Linked DNA regions of Homo sapiens: region 2 is linked to region 1. The links are chromatin loops, found by intact Hi-C in ENCODE. Cell type or tissue: Calu3. All regions are shown on one strand.

What was found. A loop is a pair of places that touch in the nucleus more often than their neighbours do. Peaks named below come from ENCODE experiments on the same cell type or tissue, not always from the same donor. Only the 100,000 strongest peaks of a DNase experiment are listed, where the experiment ranks them.
Region 2: a loop joins it to region 1, with 18 times the contacts of the local background. A loop is called at or near these places in 9 of 110 quality-filtered maps.

What each region holds. Positions count from the first base shown.
Region 1 is chr4:177,546,477-177,548,976 of GRCh38, reverse strand. The region is part of intron 1 of AGA-DT (AGA divergent transcript); the gene reads right to left. Among named protein-coding and RNA genes, the nearest start is that of AGA-DT, 100 kb to the right of the region's middle. In Calu3, no CTCF peak of the experiment used is centred here; no DNase peak of the experiment used is centred here.
Region 2 is chr4:177,366,066-177,368,565 of GRCh38, reverse strand. The region is part of intron 1 of LOC105377558 (a long non-coding RNA gene); the gene reads left to right. It also overlaps a transcript of NEIL3 not described here. Among named protein-coding and RNA genes, the nearest start is that of NEIL3, 57 kb to the right of the region's middle. RefSeq lists a silencer at 877-1,171. In Calu3, no CTCF peak of the experiment used is centred here; a DNase peak (open chromatin) is centred at 1,015.

The DNA of each region.
Region 1 (2,500 bases):
ACAAATAACAGGATGCAAATTACAAATATACCAGGCATCTGAAAGAATGAGAATAGAACCTACAAAGATCTCACAAAGGAGGAGGGCAGTGGTGTACTGGCAGCTAGACTGAAAAAAAAAAAAAAGCCCTCATTTGTACTTGTGATAGTGGAAAAACTCAAACTGTTTTTCCTCTGTTCTATCACCACAAGCAACACAGAAGACTTCTGTGACCAAATGTGTGGGGTTTCTCCCCACACACTAAGCAAGCAATCAGCTCTGCAGCAGACACCAGCTGGGTGCCCTCCAATTCAATTCAATTCAGCCACTATCTGGAGACAGCCTCAGATCCCACAAGTTGGGGGCTCAGTCACACAAAACCACCCCCTCCTTCCCATCAGCATACCCCAGCCTCTAGAATTTCTAATGCACTGGCTTCAAATTGGGACTCTCAGAGCCCCCTCTTTGGGTTCAATTAATTTTCTAGAGCGGCTCATAGAACTCAAGAAAACATTTATGATGTTTAGCAGTTTATGCCAAAGGATATTTTAGAGGATACACATAAACCGCCAGATGAAGAGATACACAAGGCAAGGTCTGGAAGGGTCTCAAGCACAGGAGCTTCTGTCCCTTTGGAGTTGGGGTGCACCACTTCCCAGCACATAGATGAATTCTTGTTCACCTTCCTCTCAGCTTCCACATATTCAGCTATCCAGAAGTTCTCTTGCACCCTGTCCTCTTGGGCCTTTAATGGAGACTTCACTGCATAGACAGAATTGACCACCAGGGAGAAGTATGATTGGACAAAAAGGGTATTCTCTAACACTAATAGGCTGAACAGAAACCCAGCAAGGCTTGTCCAGATTCTTTTTGGCTTCTCTGTGCTGTATTCCTTTTTCCAGGCTAAGGGCCAGGACCCCTTCTGAAATGAGGATCTTATAACCCACAATCAGAATGGTGAAAGAAGATTAGAGTCCTGTCTCGGGCTGCTGACAGGAGAATAGGAGAAGGTCAGAGAGAGAGTTTCTGTTTTTTGAGACCTAAAGAGCCACAGCATTATAAAAACTGTTACAAAGGCTACGGGAGTTATGAGCCAGGAACAATGGATGAAAACCTATATGTGTGTGTGCCCCTGTGTGTATACAGATGACATATTTACAATATGTATACATATTCAGTATTTATGGAATCAATAAATGAACAAAGCAACTATGTTACTAAAGCACTTCAAAATTATACGTACACATATTACACATATTTATATAAAACTGGCCCAATTTTCCCATAGAACTGATATTTATGGGGTTTTTTCAATAAACATAGAGATTGATCCTCCTGATCTTGAAACTTGAAACTTAACATTTGTCTCCTCTGGGTTCCTTCCTCAGGAAACCAAACCTCAGGCAAGGGACTCACCAGATCCTGGCACCCAGACAAGGAGAAGCCAGAGCCCCCATCAATCGTGATTGCTTCCTCACCCTTCCCTAATTCCTCTAATTCCTGTTTCCCACATGTAGTTATATTTCCCCCCCACTATGTCAACACACCAATTTTAATCAATTTGGAGAGATGGATTTGAGGTTTGGCTCTCATCCCTCTGGTTGACTTCACCCAAATAAAAAGTCTTCTTCCCTGGCAGTTCTGTGCAGCGAGCCACTGAAAATAGAACAGATACACACACACACACACACACACACACACACACACACACATATATAATATACACATTTAATAGCACATATATACACACACATATATAATATACACATTTAATAGCATATATATACAAATTTAATAGCATATATATCACATTTTACATATATACACATTTAATAGCATATATATATATATATATATCAATCATACTGTCAGTAATGTTTGCCAATTTCTGTGATGTAGATGCACCCTGTGATGGCTAATTTCAAGCTATATAACAATCTATAAACTATAACATATAAACTATAAACTATAACAATCAGCCATCAAACTTCTGAAATATTTAACAATCTGCTTTTACTTTCACTAGGTGGCTCCACACCAGAGGAAACTTACAACTGTGATTTTCATCACTGGTATTGTGCTTGTTGGTACCTGTTTCCTGTCTTGTCTTCAAAGCATAAGGGTAGGGAATGGTTAGGCTGAAATTCAGAATAAACCAAAGTAAATGTTGACAGAAGAAAATTCCTCAAGGATCTAGAACCAGAAATACCATTTGATCCAGCAATCCCATTACTGGGTATATACCCAAAGGATTATAAATCATTCTACTATAAAGACACATGCACATGTATGTTTATTGCAGCACTATTCACAATAGCAAAGACATAGAACCAACCCAAATGCTCATCAATGATAGACTGGATAAAGAAAATGTGGCACATATACACCATGGAATACTATGCAGCCATAAAAAAGCATGAGTTCATGTCCTTTGGAGGGACGTGGATGAAGCTGGAAACCATCATTCTCAGCAAACTAACAGAGGAACAGAAAACCAAACACCACATGTTCCCAATCATAA
Region 2 (2,500 bases), 180 kb after region 1:
GGAAGAGTCATATATAATTTCTTAAGCAAGTGAACATTAAGAAATGCAGAAAGGACAAATACAACATGATGCGGACCATAGTATACTCCAGAAAAGATATCAGTGCTGTAAAGACATCCACAAAAAGAAGTTTCATCTTTTAGGAACCCCATGAGAACACTTGCTTTTTCGTTTCCTTGCCCAATTTGCCAATACTGATGAACTATAATATACAATGATAAGTACCTTTAGAAAAGTACATGAAAACGGTGGATTTTTAAAAATAAAATAATGGAACTAAAATGTATAATGAGAATTTAAAATGAACTTATGGGAATTTTAACATTGTAAATTTAACATAAATGTTAGAAAAGAAAAATGACCATAATCTCATCATACCACAATTATTTTCATTTGTGTATTTTTTCCCTTTATTTTTCCTACATAGATGACTCTTAGATATTTGTACATATTAAAGACATGCAATTCTGGGTACAGCTACTTTTCCTTAATAAATGAGAAGGAGAATAGCTTATTCAGGGTGTGGGCATCAGTGCTTCACAAAGTTCATTCAAACCATGGCTTGTGTGACACAGACACACTTCCTACTTAACCTACAGAAGTCCAAGTCTCCTTAACTGAAAAATCAGAAATAGCGACAACACCACAACAACAGCAACAAAGTCTATTACACAGAGTGGTCAAGAGAATTAAGTGAAGTGATCTGTGGCAAGTATTCAGCACAGCGGCTGTTGCAAAGAAAGGTTCAATAAACAGTGGCTCTCGAAATCACTGTCTTCCCCACAGTCTATCTGACTCTCAGTTTTTTCTCCCATCATTAAAATATTTTATATTCTTGTGATGCTGGTTTGAAATACCAGGAAATGGGCAGATAAACTCCAAAGAGATGAATACCAGCAGACCACATAGCATCTCGCAAGTTAAGCATAAGGACTAACAGATGCAGGCTCTGAAATCTGACAGCTCTGTCCAGGTTCTGCTGCTGTGGGAGTCAATGTGGTTGATGTGGGACAATAGCAACCGCTTCCCTCCACCTAGTGGTATAAGGAAACACAGGCACAGAGACATCTGCTCTCCCCAACTCCAGAAACAGCAGGCAACCCAGGGGATCACCTGTGCCCACAGACTGCACCAGTGGGGATTGATAAGGAGCCACAGCAGCATCAGAAGAAAGAACAGAACTGCATCGCAAGGGCTCTGTAAATGACACTGTCATTGAAACCAAAGCCTACAGTGCAGGCCAGAACCTACACACTAAACCTCAAGAGGCTGATGGCATGCTAAGATAGAAGATTAAAATAGGATCTAAGCTCTCCTAACATAACTGAAACATCCGAGGTATGATGAGAAAAAAATCACCTGTCAAGCTGAAAACCAGGAAAACAGCCATCTGAATGAGACTAGATGCTCAACTGAGGGCAATACTGAGATTCGTCAGATTTGGGGATTATCTCAATTTTAAAGCAGATGTCACAAAAATGCTTCAAGAAATCAATTATACATGCTCCCAAAACCAAAGGGGAAAAAACTAGAACATCTTAGCAAAAAAACCCCAGAAATTATATTTTTAAAAAACCAAGTGGAAGTAATAGAAATGGAAAATATAATAACTGAAATAAAACCTCACTGAATGATCTCAATAGTAGAGTGGAGATGACGGAAAAGATTCAGTGACCTTGAAGACAGATCAATACAATTTACTCAATTGGTCCAAAAGAGAGAGAAAAATAGACTGGAAAAAAGGAAGAGAGTCTCAGGGATCTGGGCTATGTTCCTTGGGGATCTCAATAACAATCTAATAATCTAACGTTTGTATCACTGGAGTCTCAGAAGAATAGGAAGAGTATGGGATTGAAAAAGTATTGGAGGCCTGGCGCGGTGGCTCACGCCTGTAATCCCAGCACTTTGGGAGGCCGAGGCAGGCAGATCACCTGAGGTCAGGAGTTTGAGACCAGCCTGGCCAACATGACGACAGCCTGTCTCTACTAAAAGTACAAAAATTAGCCAGGCGTGGTGGCAGGTGCTTGTAATCCCAGCTACTCAGGAGGCTGAGGCAAGAGAATCGGTTGAACCCAGGAAGCGGAGGTTGCAGTGAGCCGAGATTGTGCCACTGCACTACAGCCTGGGCGACAAGAGCGAGACTCCATCTCAAAATAAAAAGTATTGGAAGAGATAATGGTTGCAAACTTCCCAAATTTGGTAATAGATAATTAAAATACATCATTAACTTTGTACAATTAGAATTAATATGGTAACACTTCACATAAAATGTAGAAAACTCATATAATAGATCCTTCAATCTCTCCATCCTTGATGATATAGTTGTCACATATATCTACCTGCATTGTAAATTTCACAAGCTAATTTCCTGCTTTAAAAGTCCCATATGTTTTAAAGAAACTAAAAGGAAAAAAATTTTATATTCCTTTAGATATTTGCAATTTCATATTTTCTGTATTGCCTCTTGAATATTTGGATTTCCACCTGGCTTTATTTCCCT